3 separate regions of the Homo sapiens genome follow, and regions 2 and 3 are each linked to region 1. A link is a loop called in an ENCODE intact Hi-C map of the cell type or tissue named here. Cell type or tissue: K562. All regions are shown on one strand. Region 1 overlaps RUNX1 (RUNX family transcription factor 1). Region 2 overlaps RUNX1 (RUNX family transcription factor 1). Region 3 has its middle 58 kb from the start of RUNX1.

Region 1 (8,000 bases):
TAAAAAAAGTAGCTGGGCGTGGTGGCGGCGCGTGCCTGTAGTCCCAGCTACTCGAGAGGCTAAGGCGGGAGAATCGCTTGAACTCGGAAGGCGGAGGTTGCAGTGAGCTGAGATGGCACCACTGCACTCCAACCTGGGGGACAGAGCCAGATCCGTCTCAAAAATAAATAATAATAATAATAATAACAATACCAGTTTCTATCTGTTAGTCTTACGGGTTGAAGACAGAGGTTAAGGGGCCAACGTGTGGACCCTGGAAAGGGTGTGAGCCCTTCTCCACATTCTCTTTGGTGTGGGCCCTTCTCCACATGCTCTTTGGTTCCGTCAGCTACAGACAGAGGTTATGTTTTAAGAGATAGACTGAGAAGTCACTCTCCACATGAAACCAGTCTTCTCTTCGAGTGATATCCTTCAGCTAAGCATTGTGAGAAAGTATCCAAGTGGAGCATCTGAAAATTGCGCTCCAGGGAGGGGAGTTTAGGGACTTGTCCATGGCTTTCAGTTCCCTAATTGGCGAATGTCACACTAGTAAGATTTTCTGGTGGATGATAGATGCAGAGTCTATAAAGTTGCTAATACTTCTGGAGTCTGCTTTCTTTTGTAATCTGCTTTATTTGAGGCATTTTAGTTAATATATTTAAAGCTATTTCCACCACAATGAATAGGAAATGTGACATGATTTTTCTAAGTTGAGTAAAAAAGAAATGAATGAATGTATGAATTGAAAGCAGGGGTCCTGTTCCTCATGTCCCACATGCTATCCCACAGCAAATGCTCCTTCCCAAACAGAATCATTTATTTGGATTCTTTGTGTTTATAATTTACTCTTTCACTAGGAGAATTATGAGATAGAAAGTATTTTTTCCTTAAGCAACTTTTGTGTTCAAAAATAACAGAGTGATTTTAATTGGTTCTTGAAGGGAGGAGGGTAGGGGATTAACTGCAGACCAGCTTGATAAGACGACCCTTGGTGAGCTGGTAGAGCAGTAGGTAGGTCTATGTTAGACCTTAAATGTGGACAATGGTGGGTACAGGACAGGCAAAGGAAATACCCCAAAGCTGGCTGAAACAGCAAATTTCTACATGGACAACTAATTCTTGGATACTTGGAGTAAAGACATCAATATATATTATAAAGACATAAATACATATATATTCTATATAAAGGTATACATGAGATTCACACACACAAATATATTATCTTCAAATGATAGCTAGGTAATCATTCACTCAGATTCCAAATTCAAAATTTAAGATTTAGAGTTATTGATGACTGGATTAATTCATGCAATTAACATGAACCCCAATATATTTGAGTGCAGGAGTACTCACTATCTCATAAGGTAGAGGAACCTGTAGGAAGTTTGTTACTAGCCATGTGAGCAAGTTAGTTACTTACCTTGCCCCAGCCTCAGCCTCCTCATCCACAAAACAAGAGGCTTGGACAAGGTGGGTTTTCCAGCTCCAGGAACATTTATGCAAATGCCACTTGGAATTGTGGGAAATCGGCCCGGGTCTGGTGCTTACCCATGTCAGCATATGGCTAGAGTGAACTTGGGTTTCGAGTGGGAAGGGGCCAGGAAGGAAAAAGAGGACCCAGAATCAACTAGAGATAGGACATTTTAAGGACTTTCCCATTTCACATAGGTTTTCTCTAATTTCACATAAGTATTGCCTGTTTTAAAAAGCAGATTCAAGAAGATATGATTTAAAACAAGTATACACATAAAAATAACTCTGAGATTCTGCATCTTCTAGAAAATCACAGACATGTTGCTATCGTATTCTATAATTTACATGGTGATTGAGAATAGACCCACAGTTACTCAGTGTTATCCAAAATAATTTATTATTATAATCACTAAAAATATTACAATTCAGCTCTTTGATTAATTCTGTTTACTCCATGCCCACCAAATTAGTGAAGTTTCACTATGTATATTACAAAATAATAGTTTAAAAATAATATGGATGTACAATATAGTTTAATTCCTATTCAATAAACAGATAAGCTTCATTATTATTATTACAACTGTTACTACCTCAAATTTGTGACTTTTTTACTAAAATAAAATTTTTCCTATTTATGATCCCATATAGACTATAGAGAAATTTCCCACAAACATAGCAGAATTCCTTAGAAAGGGAATATAGAAGCTTTAGCTAAATTTTGGGTGCCGAATCACCTATTTGTTTTGGGACATAGAAAGTCTACTCAAGAATCCAGAGTAAGACCTTGATCTCAGTCTTGCTTACAAGGTCTTGATCTGTGAAGGAAGTGCTGAGATATCTACATTTGTCAATTAAATAATAAATTGCCAAATATCAGCCTTAGAGTATTCTATAGGCACTCGGATAAGATGGCAAATACTTTCATATTAATCCTGTTATCTTCAAATTTGGAAAACAGACTGTTATAAGAAACAGTTGGCTAAGACTATCAATATCCTGCTTTCTTGTGGGGTCATGAAATTGCCATAGTTTACAAAAACTTTAAAATTTCATGTTGTAGTCTGAAATAAAAAATAGCTGGAAAAAGCAACAATAGAAGTAATAATCCTATTCTCTAATTACGTAATTATATTTTCTAAATTTCATGAAACTGCTAAGATCTGTATTGTAATGGTTACATATTTTCAGGTTACATTATTACTATTATACAATTGATATTCAATAAATGATACCTTTTTATGGGTAATACATTGAAATGGAATAGTAAACATTTTTTGCGGAGACTTCTCATAAAACATCATTGTCTACCTCTCAAACAATAGTTAAGTGAGATTTAAACTTTTTTATATGATTGTTTTGGACTTGCTTAGAAAAATACTACCATTTAAAACTATATTCTAAAAGGTAAGGCAAATTTTGCTAGAATTTTTGAATTAAAAAATGGTGATATTTCTGTAGAGTTATCTTTTTGAAAGGTAGAGAGAAAGAGTGGAAAGATTTTTTTAATAAAATTAAACTAAAACATCTGAAAATAGATATGACTTGATAGCTAATTTTTAATTTATATTTATACGTGCAATGAAATCTATATTCAGAGATCATCCAAAAATTATTAGAAACATACAAACAACACTTGAAAAATGTTATCACATATTTTTGCAGAGTAGGTTGTTTTGAAAACAGCCAGAGCAAAGAAACAGATGATCACCAAAATATTACCACAAATGAGCCCAAAAATAAATTATAGGTCATTTCTAGTTGAACCACTGACCAATTAGTGCACTAATCTTAAGTAACTACATAGCACACTCCCATTTTTTTCTTTCCTAGTTATCTTAACAATTCAAATGCATGTGAAGATACCCATTTTGAGGAGAATTTAAAATGTATTATTGGTTGATACAGCACTTCTAGGTAAGTTCTCAAGGGGGGCCTGCAGCAAATATTTACATAAATGTGGACTTTAAGATTGTTTCAGAAGTATTCTGTTTTAGGAGGTTCTGTAATTGTCAACTTCTCGGTTTAGGAAGAACCTCACGTTTTAGAGAAGAATATTCTAGATCAAGTCTTTTTCCTTAATGCAGAAATAGTAAAGTTTCTAAAATAGAAATCATTTTGTTTAGCCTTCTCTTTAACCAAAAACACCAAATAATGAAGTAGACTTCTAAGGAGGAAAGAAGAAAACTTTACCAAATATGCCAGTGGGGGCTCCACTTTTAGTCTGCAAACCTCTACACCTGGGAGCTGCGCTGTCAAATTGAGTCAGGTCCTGATTGAGCTGAATGATAGACACATAGTGCCCAGACACCGTGCACAGTGAACTCACTCTAGGAGACCCGCACGCCCCCTTCTCCCAATTCACCCACTGCTCTGGAGGTCATTATTTAACACCGGCAAATTGAACGACAACATGAAATGAAGTGCAAGATGTAGATATTTCTTCCCCCTCACTAATCTCGCTCACAAGAGAATTCATTCTTTTCTTTTTGCCTCAGGCATATCCAGGCTAGCAATTTTCATTTTGCTACCTAAATGATTTCCCCATCCCCCACCTTTCCCAATTAGAGTGGAAATGGATTAAGACTTCAGGTTAACCCCTCCGTTACTGGGAATGAGAAGGAAATAACGTTATTATGTGTAAGCTTTATTTTCACCGTTGTGTATGATGCTCTTTTCTGATCATGGTAAACACAGATTTAATTAATCCCACTCTCCCCAAAAGACATTCCTTTAGTGAAGATATGACACTGCCTTAAGGTAAAGAGCAAGAGAAAAACTTCTTTAGCCAGAATGTTATTCTGTTAACTTGTCATCTTTAAAGTGTTCTAGAATGCTTATGAGTAAAATTAGGAAATTTGGATACAAAGTAGGAAGTTATATGGAAGCATAAAAGCACATTGGTTCTTCAGTTACAGAGAATGGATACAACAAAAGTTAATACTTCCTTGGTTTTTACTAAGCTTGAAATATCTGGATCTAAAAAAATTAAGTGTGGGATAAATATCTAGAAAATGCTGGATCATCTGAAACTTATCACGTAGCTTTTCCCCCTACAGAACCTAAAAATAAAAACTTCTCTAGAAAAAAAGCATCCTCTCTTTACTGATCTTTAAAAATTTTAAATGTTGAAGCCCTGAGTATGTATACCTCACATAACTCCTCTATAGCAACCTATAAAACAAGAATCCTCTCTCCTGGTGGTCTGTTTATTTTGCTATGAACAAAAGGGAAGGAGCTTCAGTATTTCTGAAAATAACCTGAATTCCCCTTTGAGACAAAGTTTTGGATTTTCGAAAGTAAATGTGGTACTTTTCTATTTTTTAAACTAATATATAAGTGTACATACTATTGGCTTTGTTGGTCAAGAAAACAGTTTATCATACCAGGAAGAGACTGGGTAGCAGAACAGCAGCCTACGAATGCATTAGATTTGGGTTATGCTGGGTTTTGACAGGTTTGGGGGTTTAAGAAACTGGGTTGGTTCGTCACTAGGAATCCATTAAGTGTTGCTAGTCCGTGAGGACAGAGAAAGCTGTGGAATTCATTCCTCAAAAGCAAAAGCCTTATTTGTGCTAATAGGGTTATAACAACTGAGCAAATTTTAGTGGACAAATAGTAGAGGTCCTTAACATTTACTGAGCTATTCTGAGCTTCAGACATTGTGGCAAGGGCTTTCTGTGCATTATGTCATTTAATCCTTTTGGTAATACTATTAATTTAGGAACAATTATCCCCTAAGGCTTAAAGAAGTTAGACAACTTGCCCAAGGCCACATAGAGATGGAGCAGTGAAAGTAAGAATTTGACCCAGTCAGTGCACAGAGTAGACAATCTTTGAATTACATGCATTTAAATAAAAAAAGGCTGTTCTTCATAGTTCTCATTGAATAAGTTTCATAGACAATGACTTTCCCAAAGGACTCCTTTTGCTTCTGAAGGGCAGCCACTCTCCAGTTAAAGGGGATTTGCAAACAGGCCCACTCTGGATTGCAGTACAAGGAAAGGAACTGCTTTAGAAACACAGAACCCAGATAGATGGATAAATATTTCAATGCCTTTCCAGAATAGTACTTAAGAAGCAGAGCCCATCTCAGTTTGGGTTTGAGCCCATGGCCTTATGGTTTAAATATAAAATGCATTAAAGCTCTTTATTTAGAGAGTCACGTGCCCTTTTGTGGGAGCAGCCCCAATTCTCCCTCTGACTTTAGTGAGTGTACAATGCAAATAGGTGTTTTGATATTGTCATTAGTATTCATTATTCATGAGGACTTGATCGTGTATTCAAAGTCAGCCAGGAGGGTCATGTGCCCCCTTCAGTGAAAACCTTGACTCTAAGGACAGCACTTTCCTGGTGTACAGTCTTTGGGGGCTCTTGACAGCAAGAAAACCTAAACAGGAGAATCCCACTTAGCATCTGCCCACAGGTAAGGGGCACAGAGAAGGAGATATAGACTTCTAATTTAGCAAAAAGAAGTATGCTGCCATGTGAAAAGTTTCTAAACAGTGACTTCTAAACAATAGGTTGTGACCCATAGATTGGTTGTTAATAATAATAATAACAAAAGCAAGGTAAGAAGAAGAAATAGAACAGAATAACTGGAAAATAGAGTGCTTCATCAGTAGTAAGGGTGAATACTGCTTCCTGAAGCTCTTTTTTTGATTGATGTATCTCCCCTGAGCCCTGGCATACTATTTACTTCTTACTGTTTCTTGCTATTCAAAAAGTTTGCAAGCCTCTAGCCTAAAATGTCTTATTTTCTTAGTACTCAATTTGTTACTTGACTTGGTGTTTGGCTCCCTGTGACTCTCTGAAGTTCTCCTTTCTGTGCCTCCGCTTCCACCTTTGCCAAGTCTAAAATCATGCCATGTAAAAGTTATCAAGAAAACCAATTAAATCATAACTGCCGAAGTGCCTTGTCAAGCTAAACAGTCATGAGAGGTGAAGGATTATTATGAAATAAAACAGAGTGAAGCTGTTTTGAAGGCCATCCTTCTGTGGAATAGCATTGGGTCATTTCGTTCAGAGGCGAAAAGATTCTTAGCAAACATTGGGTCATTTTGTTTAGAGGTGAAAAGATTCTTAGCAAACATTTTGTCCAATCCATTTAGTTTATAGAGGGAAAAGGAGGCTCTGAAAAGTGAGTGGCTCTTCTAAGCTCCCGAAACAGTGGCTGATCTGGGACCCCCTGACCTGTGAATTTGTGGTCCACCCCCATGCTCTGCCACTCCTCCAAGAGCCGTTTTGCTACTTCTTTAAAAAAGGGAGGGTCTTATGAAATTGTATTTACAGAAAATTTACAACTCATGCAAAGCTAAATGGATTTCTTCCCTTTCAAAGTGGTTTCCTGATTGCAATCACATAAATTAAACTCCAGCCCCAAAAAAGTCATTCGAACAGAGTAATGATACATCTCCAAGAAGAGATACAGAGAATTCTTTGAAATTCTCAAGAAATAATGCAATGAGATGCAAAAGGGTAACTATTATTAATCTTCTTCCTGAAGTGTCAATCAGGAAGGTATTTTTAAATTGTATTGGAAAGGAAGAAGAGACAATGTTTCTTCCCATTAATGATCTGAACTGAAAGTAAGGGAGGAACTAAAAAATGTGCAAAATGTCCTCGGGGAAAAAAAGTAGTATAAAACATAGTCTTGGATGATACAGCAAGGTCGTTGCTCAATTTTATGTTGTAACACTATTTTAACTGTCACCAAGGGCTGGGATAGCAAATATTGCATCAACTCTGCAAGGTGTTTCCTGGGTTTTGTGGACAGGGGGGTCGGGGGAGGTGCAATCTCCATTCTTGTGAAGGCCAGATAAAGACTTCTGCTGCAAGCCACTATCTTTTTGTGCTGAAGCTGTAGATAACACAGTTTCACACCCTGCTGCCCAAGTCCTGCTTTCCCAATTTGTAGGTCTTTATTGCAAAAGTCTTTTGTGTTTGTTTTATCAGACACATTTTATCATCCTTCTCCAAACACCCTTTGTCAAAGTCAGCCTTTGAACTTCTTTTGCATATACATAGAATGGGACCAATGATTCAGGATATGTAACAGGCTTATCTTATAATTCTAAAGAAAGAGGAACAGAGCCATTGACCTTTCTTCTATATTTTCTTGGGGCTGGTGTGTCTGTGTGTGTGTGTCTGTGTGTGTGTATGTGTGTGCTAGGGGTAAGATGTACAATCTCATTACCTTTAGAAGATAATGCAATAGATTATCCTATACCAATAATTTATGCCTTTTAGTTTTGCACAAATTAAACCTGAATCTTAAAGTTCAACTTGTCTAGGATTGTACTAAAGGCCGCATTGCAGGTAGGGCTAATTTCGGGGTCTGATCCGTGTGGCTCCCCATGCTCCTGACAGTACACCAGGACCACTCTGTGTTCACTCCCGTGTGCAGTCCCCATGCTCCTGACAGTACACCCGACCCTAAGATTCTTGCTTCGCTTGCCTTTGATATGGTGATCTCTGGAACTGAGTATCAAACCTTGCTTGAGGAATTAAAATGCTTGCTCATATCACTTATATCTTTTAAATGTGGAAAA
Region 2 (8,000 bases), 92 kb after region 1:
TTCACCTCGTATCTGGCGGACGCCATCACCTCTGCTCTACTTCTAGGGTGACTGCTTTGAGGAAGACGTGGCAATTTCAGAAGCTTTTTAAACTTCCCAGAGCAGAAGGCCAAGTTTCCCAATCTAATCTATATGCCTTAGCGATGTCACTCCTGGACAGGGATAATTTTAAATGCAAGCATACTGATGTAGCTATAGGATGGGGTAAGGTAAGATGTAGGGTAGAAACCATTATCTTAAAAAAAGAGCAACTTCAGAGAAAAAAGCAGTTCTAGGGGCAAACAAAACTGTACCAGAGGGGCTCCTAGGAACCTCAGGGACTTTCCATTTGATTTGCCTTTTCAGGTAAAACACCATTAATAGGAGCCAGAATAGAGTCAGAGGACAATGTCTGTTTGTTTGTCCCTACACACACACACACACACACACACACACATACATACAGGCACACACAGACACACACACAGGCACAGACACACACAGGCACACACACAGACACACACACACAGGCACACACAGGCACACACACAGACACACACACAGACACACACAGGCACACACACACAGACACACAGAGACACACACACAGACACACACACAGGCGCACACACACACAGACACACACAGGCACACACACACAGACACACAGAGACACACACACAGACACACACAGGCGCACACACACAGACACACACACACAGACACACACACAGACACACACACACACATACACAGACACACACACAGACACACACACACACGGGTATGTGACTGAGGAATGTGACATGAATGACCTGGCATAAATGCAATGTTCTAATTTATTCCACATCATTCACTGAGATTCTCCACTCACTAATTTTCCTAAAAGCAGATTTTTTCATATCCTTTGAAGTCAAGCAAGTGGTTTTGGGGAAAGGGTTGTTCCCTCCGGGCCGGCTGGCAACATACGGAATTGTCTCAAAAGCCCCGTTAGCAACAGAGGAAAGGTCAGCCCCCTCTTAGTGAATGGAGAAGGAGAAAGTAAAGGTTGTGATGATAAACATAGAGCAAGTTTTGACAACCATTGGATCATTTAACAGTACCAGAACATCTAGACGGAACCACATTTTTTTTTACCATTGCTATTCATATATTTTTTAAGAAAATTAAAAAAAAAACTTCCAAGACATTTTCTAAACTGGGAAGGAGGATAAAATATTTACCCATGGTGTAAACTATGTAAAATGCAATAATGTGTAAGACCTGGTATTTGACAGCATAACAGGGTGACCATAGTCAATAATAATTTAATTGTACATTTTAAAATAACTAAAAGTATAATTGGATTGTTTATAACACAAAGAATAAATGCTGAGAGGATGGATACCCCATTTTCCATGACGTGATTATTGTATATTGCATGCCTATATCAAAACATCTCATGTACCCCATACATGAGATGTGTATAGGTACAATGTGTGCATAGGAGTGCAGTGGTGTGATCACAGCTCCACAGCTGTGCACCTGCTATGCGTATACACCTACTATGCACCTAAATGCCTAGGTACCTACATTTACGGGTACTACGTACCCGTAAAAATTGAAAATTAAAAAGAAAAATAAATAAACGAAATGATCTATTATCTTCTTCTACTGATGAGGACATAATGAAGGGTTTGGTATGTTAGACTCATACACATATATGCAGACTTTTGTGGTTGTAGTTAAATTGGTCAATAGATATAGACTGACCTAAGAAAAGAGGAATTAACTTCCAGCCTAATACTGACTGGGCACTTCTGTTCCCGTACACCCTCAGAGACTTCAGCCAACTTCTGAAGCAGTTAATTGGCTTTCCTGGCTGGAACCGCAACGCCATTGCAGGCAAGTGTCTTGGAGCTCCAGACAGGCCCGTGAACAGGGTGGCAAGAAGTCTAGGAGAACATGAATCAGCCCCGCATGGACACCCGTGGCATTTAAGCCCGAAAGGAAACTTGACTGGTAGCCGAAGTCAGCAATGGATGCCAAGCAGGCTGTGCCATGTTGGGGGACTGAGGGGTGGGGACCGGCTCCTGAGCATGGCTGGTGGCCACGGAGGCCCCACCTTGTGAGGCCACTATGTCCCCTTTGGCCCTACACATCAGACTCCACCCTTCCCAGCAGACTCTCTGACCCTTTCAGCTCTGACCACAAAGGGTGGAACTTAATGAGCTGGGAACCCAATTTCTCACTGGTTTTGGTAAATTAAAAGCGATAAAATGAGTAATCCATTAAAGTCATCATTTTTCCTAACTGAAAAAAAAAAGTATGACAACTCTGTTGAGACTTGACCTCTTTGAAATAAAGGCTGTTACTTTCTGGGAGCTTTTTTTTTTTTTTTTTTTTTTTGAGACAAGGTCTTGCTCTGTCACCCAGGCTGGAGTGCAGTGGTGTGATCACAGCTCACTGCAGCCTTGACTTCCTGGGCATAGGTGACCCTCCTGCCTCAGCCTCTCAAGTAGCTGTGACTACAGGTGTGCGCTACCATGCTCAGCTAATTTTTGTATTTTTTGTAGAGACAGGGTTTCGCCATGTTGCCCAAGCTGTTCTCGAACTCCTGAACTCAAGCCATTCACCCGCCTTGGCCTCCCAAAGTGCTGGGATTATAGGCGTGAACCACCATGCCTGGCATCTGGCAGGTATTCTGAGATTTAAATCTTTAGATACTGCAGTTTACTCATTGTCCTTTGTTGTCATGGAGTTTATAGAAAAGGCTATTTAGGAACTAATGCTGTCTTAATTATTTTCTCTGTCTCTCCTCTGCCTCTTCGAATGTACATGTGTAGGTGTATGTGTGTGTATATGTACGTGTTTCTTTTTATACTTGGCTTTTTGTAGCCATCATTTTTTATCTTTTAGAATGCCCCCACCACACATTCAGCATAGATTTGCTTTTCAGAATTTTGAACATTGAGAATTCTTTGAATATTTTCTAATACCTGAACATTTACCTTTATATGTCTGCAGCCTGTGGACAGGTGTGTAGAATAGCAGACTGTCAGACTTGGGAGGACCATGAGGCTATTGACTTGGACCTTCCATCTCATCAAGCAGGAATTCTCCCAAGGAACCACCGCCCTGACCTATCCCAGGGGTCAGGCCTGCCTAAACCAGGCTTGAGTTTTGTATATATTGCTCAGCTCAGTTGTAGAGCTCAGGTGTGATAACTCTGCCTAAGAGGGGATGAGGAGGAGGGCTAAATGGAGGGAAAAGTGGTACAGGAGAGAAAATAGAGAGAAAGGGACATTATAAGGGTGGGACTGGGGTCAGAGGCTGGGAACTGGGGGCTGGGGGAGATCTATCAGAAGAGAGCAGGCTGCAGGGACGTCCTCCTGGGTTCCTGCTGTGTCATGCGTCTGACCTTTTGTGTCTCTTTCTCAAACCCTGTTGATGTGTCAGCCCACGAGATGCTGGGGGTGTGGAGAGGACGAAGACCAGGGCAGAATCTTTGGCCTAAAAAGCAGAGTTCCTGGAACAGTGTCGACATTTTAAAAATATTAGCTAGCTTGAAGAGGAATGCTGAACTCTCTCTCTCTCTATTGTTCTCTCCTACTTAATTTCATAACTGATCTCCTCTTATTGAAACTGTAAGTGGAAAAAAAGATGGTTTCACAGAGATCCTCATTAAAGAAAGTGTTGCCGTAAGTAATCTAGTAATGTAGGCGTTCTGCAGCACAACATTCCTCCTGAGCTTATCACTTTACACTGTGAGGCCAAGATGTTAAAAAAAAATACACACATACACAGCAAACCCCTACTCCCAAACATAAGAGTTTAGATCTTGAGCAATAAGACATAGATACTATCACAATATTTTGCAAATCTCAGAAACATTGCCACATTTTCCATAGGGTTAACATCTGAGATGAAAAACTAATTCAGAACTTATGATTCCTTTTAAAAAAATTCCCTTAGCCAAACTGAAGAAATTTACTCGGGAGAAGAAAATGACTTAACTTGTAGTTTCCACAATGAGAAACATATTCTCATGGCTTTCAGCCACTTTCTATCATTATGTGATGGGCTTAAATTGCATTCACTGACAGTGAATTAAAAGCATGAATGAAATCTTTAAATGAACAACTGAAATAAAATCATGATTTAAACATCCTAGCACTTAAAAGTAAAAGAAACTTTTGCATGGCTGTAGACATAATGATCAATACTGAGTCTTAATCCCAAACCTGACAGCCCATATTTTTCAAACTGAGTGCCTCAAATTCACAATAAAAAAAAATAGGCCTCTTATTGCTGCAGTGAGATAGGGCAGTGTAATGCCTATGAGTGTGTCTCTTCCTGTGTTGTATCTGGCCTTGAGTCCACAGAATCCCCCAACATCAAAGGAAGCAGTAGGAGATGGTGTGTGGAACACCAGATAGCCGGAGGAAAGGGGAAACTCTTCCTTTGCCAAGAGGGATTGCTAAAATTAGATGGTAAAGTAGTCTTGGCACTGGAAGTCGTCTTGCTGACGATCAGCTTCAATAGATGATAGAACTGTTGCTTATTTGGAGACTTTCAAAGAGAGGGGCTTACACCCCAGGCAGGAACGTCTTACCAGGCTGAAGAGCTCTTTCTGTGTGGAGATGCTTTCCTAGGTCTATCTTAAATTCTTCATGCTGATATTCAACCCCACTTCCTCTTGCTTTGGAGCTTAGTGCAGAAGGGGCCTTGCCAGGCACTATTCTTTTCCTGCAAACTTCCCAAGATGATTTTCATAACTCAAGACCATCATCCTTCTCTCCCCAACACCCCCAATCTGGGCGCTTCATTTTGGCCTTTTCTGTGCATTTGGGGTGCATGTGGAAAGAAGGTTCTGCAAGATGGGGTGGAAGGACCAGGACTGGGCTCTCACTTGGGCTGAGCGTATGGTCACCTGGCACATCCAGGGCCATCTCTACTCTCCTCCCCCATCTCCCTTGCCTCTGCCTTGCCCTGGTGACATTATCTAGACATCTACCACTCAAATGTATGACTTGGGTAAGCATTGCATCTTCTATGTTTCTCTTTTAAACTTTGAGACCATCAGGAAAGGGTTGAGCCTGTCAATATTAATATCTTTGCTGCCCTCGTTTCCTCTCAAGAAAATATTTAGGGAAGCAAGAAGGGCTGGGAGAGGGGATGAAGAGGAAAAGCAGGGGGCTTAGGAAAAGGGGACCTGAGCAGGGGCCACAGAGATCAGCCCCATTTTCCTGAGAACGTCCCTGTGGCTTCCTCAGAGGGACCACACAACGTCCAGAGACCACCGTGTGACTTTCAGAGATAACAGCGACAGTTCCTGGCAACATTTGCTCCCTCCCCCACCTCCATCCTTCATCCTCCTCCTCAGAGAATTTTATTTGGCTTTGGGCAACATGAAAGTCAACTCCACAGAGTGCAGAGGGAGTCAGAGAGCCCAGTCCTCATCTCATCTGGTCAGCTTCTTTTTTCTTTTTTTCTTTTTCCTTTTTTTTGAGATGGAGTCTTGCTCTGTCACCCAGGCTGTAGTGTAGTGGCCCAGTCTCGGCTCACTGCAAGCTCCGCCTCCCAGGTTCACGCCATTCTCCTGCCTCAGCCTCCCGAGTAGCTGGGACTACAGGCACCCGCCACCATGCCTGGCTAATTTTTTGTATTTTTAGTAGAGATGGGGTTTCACCGAGTTAGCCAGGATGGTCTCAGTCTCCTGACCTCGTGATCCGCCCGCCTTGCCCTCCCAAAGTGCTGGGATTACAGGCGTGAGCCACCGTGCCCGGCCTCTTTTTTCTTAAGACCAAAACAAACCACAAACGCTCTCACCCTACTAAATATCCACCCATGAAGTACAGTTGGGAAATCTGTGCTCCAAAGCAAAACCATTCTCTTTGAAGGAGCCAGCCTAGACTGCTCTATCCCACCAATGAGAGAGTTAATAGACTTGATGGGAGACAGGCACATGGCAATAAGGAGGTCTGTTCTTAGGTGAAATAGGTGAGTTGTGCTGGCCATCAGCACTGGAAGCCCTGAATTCAGGCCTTTGGGTGAGCAGGGCAGCACACACAACTGGGCAGAGTGGCCCTTTATCTCATGCCAGCTGGACCCAGAGCCGGAGCTTGGAGGCTGGGGTGATCAGGCTGTTCTTGGCAGAGGTTCCTGAAATGAAATGACTCTGGTGGTGATGGGAGGCCGTGGCTCCAGGCCTGCCCCAGCATAACACGTTGTTAGCATATGTTAACAGGCTGCCTTTTCTCCAAAGATCACAAAATGCATTCCATTTAGTGTCTGTTTTGGAAGTGTTGCTATCTGTGTTTTATAGGTGACAAAACCAAGATACATCAAGGTCATGGAGCCCCCACAGCTGAGGGTGAGTGAGTTAGGGGCTGACCTGGGAGACCTGCGCTTCCTGATTCTCAGGCTGTTGCTCAACAGCTGACCCCTGATCTTTCCAAACTCCTTCCAGAATGGTCCTTTTGGCCTGCAGATCTCAGGGTCTGGTAGGAGTTAAAAGGAACACGTGTGTTCTGAACTCCCTGGAAGAGAGTATTGAAAACACACACACAATCTAGTGTTCGACATGTGGGGACCGAGATGAAAGGGGACAGCTGTTTCAGTGCTGGGTTTTGTGACCACACGTGGTTAGGCCTTCAGCCCACGGAAAGCACATGGAAAATGAGTGGAAGACCTGGCTCCCTCTCTTCTCTCCCGTTAGGCACAAGACGGTGTAAATCCTGGTCTTCCTCCTTTTAAAAGTGTGACTATTGCGTCAGACTAAGCTTTCTAAGGAACTCGCCACTGGTATCATTCAACAGAAAGGAACCTGCTAGATTAAAGCTAAGTGAAATTTTCCAAATGATTTCAGCTGGCTCTACCTAGTGGTTAAGCTTCATCTTTATCGGGCTGAACGAGATGAGCTTTCACCCAAGATGTTGGAGCCACGCTTATAATATTTGACTTTTACACAAACAGTTATTTGATTGCAATCCAAACAAAAGCAAATGATGTCCAAAGTTAGAACTATGGATACAAGGCACTGAAACATCTTAAAACTCAAGGCTGAAAGGTATCTAAGGAATTTTTGTCTCAAGGAAGAGGTGTTATAATTCCCAAAAAGGAAACTGTGTCTACTGATTTTTTTAAATCTAGAGGGAAGACGATCATATAATTTTCTTTCTTTCTTTTTTTTTTTTTTTTTTTTTTGAGACAGAGTCTTGCTCTGTCACCCAGGCTGGAATGCAGTGGCGCAATCTCGGCTCACTGCAAACTCCGCCTCCCGGGTTCACGCCATTCTCCTGCCTCAGCCTCCTGAGTAGCTGGGACTACAGGCACCCACCACCACACCTGACTAATTTTTTGTATTTTTAGTAAACACGGGGTTTCACCGTGTTAGCCAGGATGGTCTCGATTTCCTGACCTCGTGATCTGCCCACCTCGGCCTCCCAAAGTGCTGGGATTACAGGCGTGAGCCACCGCACCCAGCCTCATATAATTTTCATCAGGCACTAAAGCTTAACAATCAACTGGCAAACAAATGTTTACCATACACGACTGTATGCAAAGTTCCGGAAGGGCAGGCAGATAGCTATTTTATTCATGTTCCCATAGTTGAGTGCTTCATGTTCTTTGGACTTGTATAAGTAACATTAACTACTCTTAATACTGGGAAATTCTTTGTTATCTCTCTCAACCGTCTCTCACATCATTGCCTTTTGGTATGGCCTCCTAATCTGAGTTCTGTTCCAGGGAAAATGGGAATGGAAGTCACTCTCAATGACAGCCCTGCACACGCAGGGAACACCTGGTTACTAGTTTGTCCCTGAGCCACTTCTTCTGGTGCCAGGCTGAGCTAAGGATAAGGCAGCAGAAAGCAAAAGGCAACCTCGAATGTCTCTAGATCCAGACTTTTGGTCTTTCCCTCCAAATGTCTTCCTCCCATAGTCCTCTATGGCAATTGCAGTTTCCAGATTTCTTACGCTGAAGAACATGTGATACTTCCATGCCTGTTTTCTTTTGCTCGTTCCCTCCATCTACCA
Region 3 (8,000 bases), 200 kb after region 1:
TGCACCCGGGCCCCTCCCTCTGCAGTCACCCAACCTCTCTGGCAGCATCTGTGCTGTTTGATCCATGCCTGGAAAACATCAGTGCTTCCTCCATCTGGATGGGTGGTCTCCAGCATCGTCCCACTCTCCCTCCCTCCTTTAATCTTCAACCAAACTCTCTGTGCACATTCTTCCATCATGGTCACACATTTCACTCCAGGTGTATATGGCTTTGACTGGCTTAGCTATTGATCCTATTTCTTTTGAACATGGCATTTCCTAGACCTTGGTGTTCTAGGCCAATTAAAAACCTGCTTCCTTATATCCTGGTGAGGGCAAATAATGGTGTTTACCTTCCTGCATTAATATCCAACATGCATTTTATTTGTTAACTATATTTTATCCCTACTCATTTGGTACATGAACATAATCACTCATTCTGTGCCTCTTCAAGTTATTCCTGACTGTGAATTACTTGACACCACTAGTATTATTTTTCTCTGTAAACTTTCCCAATATTTATTTGATACTACACATTTTGCAGAACAAAGCCTCGATTATTTTTATTCTTTATTTTTTAATTTTGACTTTTAAAGTTCCTTATTTTCTATTTATTATTCTATTGTTCTATACAACAAAGTTAATTATTACTGTTAACTTTTTTAAAAAAAAACTTTTAAGTTCAAGGGTACAAGTGCAGGTTTGTTACACAGGTCAACTTGTGTCATAGGGGTTTGTTGTACAGATTATCTTATCACCCAGGTATTAAGCCTACTACCCAACAGTTATTTTTCCTGATTGTCTCCCTCCTCCTACCTTCCAAACTCCAAAAGGCCCCATTGTGTGTTGTTTCTTTCTGTGTGTCCATGTGTCCTCATCACTTAACTCCCACTTATAAGTGAGAACTTGTGGTATTTGGTTTTCCATTCCTGTGTTAGTTTGCTAAGGATAATGGCCTCCAGCTCTATCCATGTCCCTGCAAAGGACATGATCTTGTTCTCTTTTATGGCTGCGTAGTATTCCATCATGTATATGTACCATATTTTCTTTATCCAGACTATTATTTATGGACATTTAGGTTGATTCCATGTCTTTGCTATTGTGAATAGTGTTGAATAACTTAGTTCAGCCATTGTGGAAGACAGTGTGACATTTCCTCAAAGACTTAAAAACGGAAATACCATTCAACCCAGCAATCCCATTACTGGGTAAATACCTAAAGGGAGAACATTATTTTTTATTACTATTATTATTTGACCATTTTGGGAGGTTATCTTCACGATTTATACATGATTTTCAGGAACCCCTATTTCAGTACAATAATTTATGATGCAGAAAATTAAATCCCGTCCTGAGGATAATAGTAATAGTAGTATTAGTGGCAACAGCACTAGCAATAGTAGTAGTTATTCTATTAAATATCCAATACATATTTATTAAGCACCTATTATGGGCCAAGCACCCTGTTATATGTAGGGGAGAAAACAGTGGAATACATTCAAACTGTCCCTGACCCAGTGGAGTCTGCTGTCTCCTGAGGGGCTCACATATTCACATGAATAAAAATAAAAGTTAGACCTATGGTACAGGCATGGCAGAGGCTACTGGTCACCCCCCACTAACCCAATCCATCTGTAGATTTTTAGGGGTAGAACCTCTGAGGTAGCTGGACTCATGGCTGCTCAGCCAGAGACAGAGGCCATATCTCCCTCTTAACTGAGAGGGAGCATTCTATTTAATAAGCACTTCTACTGCACTCCCTGACCGCTAGCCACTGTCCTAAGTCCTTTAAGCATACTAGCTCGTCTTATCTTCTTGAGAACACTTTGAGGTAGACAGATGAGGAAACAAAGGAACAGAGAGGTTGAATATTTTAAGTCACACATCTCTTTTTCTTAGAGATGAAGTCTCACTCTGTTGCCCAGGCTGGAGTGCACTGGCATAATCTTGGCTCACCGTCACCTCCATCTCCTGGGTTCAAGAAATTCTCCAGCATCAGCCTCCCGAGTAGCTGGGACTACAGGTGCGCCCCACCATGCCTGGCTAATTTTTGTATTTTTAGTAGAGAAGAGGTTTCACCATGATGACCAGGCTGGTCTCGAACTCCTGACCTCAAGTGATCTGCCTGTCTCAGCCTCCCAAAGTGCTGGGATTATAGGCGTGAGCCACTGCGCCTGGCCTAAAGTCACACACCTCTTAAGGGAAGTAGCTAGAGTACAAATCCAGCCAGTCTAGCTTCAGAGTCAATGCTCCCTGTGTCTATGTATAGGCATAGATTTTTCAATATCATATGTGTGTGTGTACATACAACCTATATGTGTAAACACAAACCTGCAGACTGTGTGTATGTGTACAGAGGTCACACCAGTCCTTCAATTAATTAATTTATTTATTTATTTTTGGAGACAGGGTCTTGCTCTGTCTCCCAGGCTGGAGTGCAGTGGTGCTATCTCGACTCACTGCAACCTCTGCCTCCAGGGTTCAAGCAAATTCTTGTGCTTCAGTGTCCTGAGTATCTGGGACTACAACCAGGCACCACCACGCCTGGCCATTTTTTTTTTTTTTTTTTTTTGTATTTTAATAGAGATGGGTCTTCACCATGTTGCTCAGCCTAGTCTCAAACTCCTGAGCTCAGGCAAGCCACCCGCCTCAGCCTCCCAAAGTGCTAGGATTACAGGCGTGAGCCACCGTGCCTGGTAGTCCTTCAATTTAATACTGCAAATTTAACCTTGCTTCACTGTACGGCATCAGCTCCTTGGACATCTACACGGACTGTGGACACCATTTGATCCAATGTATAGCTAGTTCTCCCCATGGCTATTCAACTATACGTGCCCCCAGTATTCAAAGGACATTTGGAAACTCATCTGATATCTCCAAGTGCTGCTGCAAATAAGATCCTGATGCTGTTTTAGGCACCTGAGTAAAGTCAAAATCTAAGTACAACTATAACTATGACAGTTTTAGAGAGATTCTTGGCTTACTGCTGTTGAGCCACTTACACAATTCTGCAGAGAATAAATGTAGGAGAGAGCAACCTCTTTCCTGCCACCTGACCTTCACTTGGTGGTCAGTCGTGTGGAGCTGGACGTCACTGTCAGCTTCAGTGGAGTCCAACTGCTGACAGATAAGTGGGAGCACATGGCACGTGCGAGATAAGAGCCTATAAGAGCCTGGCGGCCTGAAATAAATGGCAACAACAATGCTCTTCTAAGTGGTCTTCCGAGAAAGCCCTGTTATCATCAGCATTGTTCACACTTAGTAACAACTTTCCTTGAATGGGGTTTTCAACATGTTTGTTCCTTTCAGTCTGAATTATCTGCCAGGGAAGAAACTCTTTCTAAAGTCCGTCAACAGTTGTGAGATTGGGTTGAGGCTCTCAAAGGAGTTTCCGGCTGTTGTCAACACAGCAGGAAGGGGCAAGGATAAAGGGTGATTTAGGAGCCTGTGCCTGGGTAGGTCCTGCCAGAGCCAGCCCAGCCCAGCCCAGCCCAGCCCAGCACAGCACAGCACAGCCCTGCCCAGTAGGTCACGCGAGCGCCATCAGCCAAGGCTTTTGGAAAAACCTATGACAAGGTTTTCAGCTTTTCAGAGATGTGCCAGGACTAACGCAGTGTTACTGGGGAGAAATTAAGAATGTATCCGACGTGTGATTCCCAACTTCATTTTCTGCCTACTCGCTTTAAACAGCCAGTATACAAGAGGCCACTCAGCCATGGAGAAAGTCCCTGAAAGTTCTACGAGATATTCTGATCTTAGTATATTGGGTTCTTAATCTGAACCATATTGAAAATTCCACCATGTAGTTTGAGCTTTGCAAAGTCAGGTCCCACCATATTTTTTTTTTTTTTTTTTTTTTTTTTTTGAGATGGAGTCTCGCTCTGTCGCCCAGGCTGGGATGCAGTGGCATGATCTCAGCTCACTGCAACCTCCACCTCCCGGGCTCAAGTGATTCTCCTGCCTCAGCCTCCTGAGTAGCTGGGATTACAGGCACGTGCAATGATGCCCGGCTATTTTTTGTATTTTTAGTCGACACGGGGTTTACCCATGTTGGCCAGGCTGGTCACAAACTCCTGATCTCAAGGAGTCCGCCCGCCTCGCCCTCCAAAGTGCTGGGATTATTCACAGGCGTGAACCACCACGCCCAGCCCCATCATAATTTTTCTGTAACTCCCCAGGTGACCAGTGCATCCGGCACAGTAATGCTCAATAAACAAGAGTTAAAGTGAACGGAAGATGCTAAATGCCACCGCCGATTGTCATCTACTGATGTATGTTTGAGAGAAATCTTACGGTGATTTCCCACAGCTGTCCTGGAGTCATATAAAGAGATATTTTGAGGGATTAATTCTAAATATTGGGAATGGAAAGAGAGAAAAGCTCTGAGAAAACTTCTTCATTTCGGTGATCAGGAGAAGATGCGTAAAGTATCATGACTTGCATTTTTACTCTCTGGACGAAGTTGTTTTCTTATTATTTTTTACTTTCATTTGTTCATTCACTCATTTACTGATCCACAGGCTTTGGAGTCAGACCTAGGGCTGTACCATCCTACTGTGCAGCTATGGTGGGCCATTGGGCAAGTCTCTGGTATCTCTAAGCCTCAATATCCCACCAAATGTAAAACTAATTCATTCAGTCAAGAGATGCTTTTAAGCACCTCCTAGGTTTCAGGTGTGGAAGAGAGTGAGCAAGAGAGACACAGGCCCTACTTTTGTGGAGCAACTGAACATGAAAGTATCAAATTAGAATATAGGTTTGAAGAAATGTGGAATGATGCACACAGACACAACAAGACAGAAAATATGAAAGGGTGAATAAGAATGATAAGGACTAGTTAAAATTTCAAAACGAGAGACTAGAGAGAGAAGAAATGTTTGAGGATAAAAGGTTGATGATTTTTCAGATATTAGGAAAGACAAAGGCCTTAGGTCCAGAGGGGACATTTGTCCCCTCTGGATCTGGAGATATTTGTATTATAGTGACATTACAAAATGCCAGAGATGATAAAAATAACTTAAAAGCAGCCCTAGAGAAATGACAGACATCAAAAGGAATAATAATCAGATCAACAGAAGTTTTGACAATAATGGATCCGCAAAGACGATAAAATTCTAAGAGAAAATAACTTTGCCAAGCCACTCTACCTTTCAAAAACAAGGTTGAACACATTTTCATATAATAAGATGTAAGGACTCTCACCTTGAAAAAAAATCCTCATGAAAGGAACTTCTAAAGGACATACTTCGGGGAAAAAGGACATAAATACAGAAGAAATATCTCAAACCTCAGATATGATCAAGAGTGTGAGCAAAGAAAAATTGGTAGCCACGTGGATAAATCCAAACATACTTTGACTGAATAAACCAATAGTCACATTAATAACAAATTATAGAATAGAAAACATTGTGGAACTAAAAACCTAACTAATTAAATAATGGTAATAGTTTAGGTGAGAGGAAGATGGCCTGTACTACAGGATGGACAACGAAGAAAGGACATTAGAAAGCATGTTAGAGCAAGTATTAATAAAACCTGGGAACTGGAGATGAAGGTAAAGAAGAGGGAGGATTCAGGGATGCTCAAAGTTCTTTTCTTGGGCAAATTAACTTCTCAAGACCTCAGGTTCCATATTAGAATAGTGAATGGACTGCACGAAATGACATAGAATTATTTTTATTCTGCTATATTAAGTGTTCAATATGTGCCAGCAATTATTACTTCCACAATATTGAGAGAGTGTTTTGTTTGTTCCCCATGGGTGAGACAAAGATGACCTGAACATGATCTAAGTGCTGAATAAGCTTAAAATGTGGTAAAAGAAATACATACACTACTAAGTCTATTTCAAGCCAGAGTGTGATCCACATGCCATCAGGGAAGAGCAAACGTTGTTTTGAAAAGCAAAGGAAGAGGAGATGATCCTGCAGTGAAATCCGGGGAAGATTTTCTGAAAATGTCAAATGGGGCCCTGAAGATTCTTTAGGATTTAAAAATACATAGTTCTTATTTTAATGGTAATATATACCTGTAGGAAATCTGAAAAATTAAAATAGTATAAAAAAGAATGAAATTACTTCCAAATCCTATTATCCAGAAATAATCACAGACAACAGGCTACTAGGCATCTCATCAGACTTTTCAAACTCTGATTCTCTGTTTCTATGAAATACCTTAACAGTGAATGTTGCATATAACATCATCAAATGTTATGCTTTTATAAAATTTTTAAAGCTCTAGAGGGTTCAATTGTATGGATGTGTCATAGCGTAGTGAACCAATCCTGGATGATCAGACACTAATTTTGTTCCTAATCGTTTACTTTTGCCACGGTACTGACATGCACTTTGCAGTTTTACATACTAAGAATAGAAGAAAAATGAACAATCATGATAGGATGTCTCAGGCATAGAAATCAAGACAAATAGAGGTAGAGTGTGCTCAAGAACATTGGTTCTTTCCAGTTTCACCGAAATGAAAAGTTTGTGTACACGAATGTGTAGAAACTAGATAGGGGAATAGTAGATGAAACTAGAGCCCATCGTGATGGGTTCTGAATGAATGATGTGTTTGGACATGATTAGGAAAGTAACTGGGAAGTTGATGATCAGATGTGCAGTTGAGAAAGTTGTATGTAATTAAAAGCAATAGACAGTGTATGTCAGTTAAAAATGCTTTCTGCTGCAAGTAATAGTAAACACTTCAAAAAAGTGGCTAATAAAGAGTGTTTATATTTTTCATATAACCCAAATGGTGACAGCCAGCGGTGGCTGATTGGGTTCAGATGTTCAGTGATATCTACAGAAGGCGCCGGGTCTTCCTGATGCTATGCTCTGTGATGCTTAGAGCACATTATTGGCTTTGTGCTTCCTGGCCACAGGATGACTGGTGTAGCTTCAGGCATCATGGCCTCAAATAAGAGCCAGAATCAGGGGTGTTGTTATGGCAGAGAAAAACCTGCTTGTGTCCCTCTCATCTTTAATCAGTACCTTAGTTTGCCAGGGTTGCCATAACAAAGTACCACAAACTGGTGGCTTAAAACAGCAGAAGTGTGTTCCCGAGGCTAGAAGTCGAAAAGCAAGGTTTTGGCAGGGCCACGCTCCTCTGAAGGCTCTAGGGAAGGATGCTTTCCTACATCTCTCCTAGCTTCAGGCGATTGCTGCAATCCTTGGCATCCCTTGGCTTGTAGCTGCATCACTCCAATTTCCGCCTCTGTCTTCACATGGTCTTCTTCCCTGTGTGTTTCCTCTGTGTCTCTGTATGTTCAAATCTACATCTTCTTACCCTTACAAAGATGCTAACCATTGGAATTAGGGTCCATGGTAATCTAGTATGACTTCATCTTAACTTGATTAGATCTGCCAAGACTATATATATTTCCAAATAAGGCCACACTCCTAGGTGCCATGGATTAGGACTTGAACATACCATTGGGGGGGTCAAAATTCAATCCACTACAATTGGGGACCAAAAATTGTTCTCACAATTTCCTGGTAGGTGCTCCTTCATAGCTCATGGCCAGTTCTGAGTCACTACTCATCCCTAGGCCTGGGGTGTACCCACTTTCTATGGATATTACGAGCTCTCTAGTTGATACTTGACAAAAGTCAGAATTCAAACAAGGGAGAAAAAAGGAGGAGTAGAGAATGTTTGCTAAATGGGCTACAGGATCTGCCACATAGAGGGACAACTTAGAAACATATATTCCATATATATGTTTATATATGGAATATTACATATATTACATAATATTACATATATATGTTTGGAATATATATACATGGAATATATATATTTCGAAGGTTGGTGCAAAGTGCAGTTTTGCCATTGTTTTTAATGGTATATATATAGTTGGACAAGACATAGGGACTGAACTAAAACAAAAGGCATAATATGTCAACAATATTTGTGGAGATAGACTCAATATACCTTGGAAACTACAATTATGAGCACAAGGGTCTATGTGCGGGGATGAGACCAATCTAGAATCTGGGAGCTACGGATCTCTGTGACCTTGATAT

Evidence for each region. Peaks named below come from ENCODE experiments on the same cell type or tissue, not always from the same donor. Only the 100,000 strongest peaks of a DNase experiment are listed, where the experiment ranks them.
Region 2: it touches region 1 in a loop (3-fold over the local background); 10 of 110 quality-filtered maps call a loop at or near these places.
Region 3: a loop joins it to region 1, with 3 times the contacts of the local background. A loop is called at or near these places in 3 of 110 quality-filtered maps.

What each region holds. Positions count from the first base shown.
Region 1 is chr21:34,901,353-34,909,352 of GRCh38, forward strand. All of the region lies in intron 2 of RUNX1 (RUNX family transcription factor 1), which reads right to left. Among named protein-coding and RNA genes, the nearest start is that of RUNX1-AS1, 69 kb to the left of the region's middle. RefSeq lists an enhancer at 7,040-7,334. In K562, a CTCF peak has its summit at 3,691; a DNase peak (open chromatin) is centred at 7,239; H3K4me3 peaks cover 288 bases.
Region 2 is chr21:34,993,092-35,001,091 of GRCh38, forward strand. All of the region lies in intron 2 of RUNX1 (RUNX family transcription factor 1), which reads right to left. Among named protein-coding and RNA genes, the nearest start is that of RUNX1-IT1, 42 kb to the right of the region's middle. RefSeq lists an enhancer at 3,241-3,535. In K562, no CTCF peak of the experiment used is centred here; DNase peaks (open chromatin) are centred at 2,121, 3,380 and 4,360.
Region 3 is chr21:35,103,305-35,111,304 of GRCh38, forward strand. No RefSeq gene overlaps it. Among named protein-coding and RNA genes, the nearest start is that of RUNX1, 58 kb to the left of the region's middle. RefSeq lists a silencer at 1,927-2,105. In K562, no CTCF peak of the experiment used is centred here; DNase peaks (open chromatin) are centred at 1,713 and 3,137; H3K4me3 peaks cover 693 bases.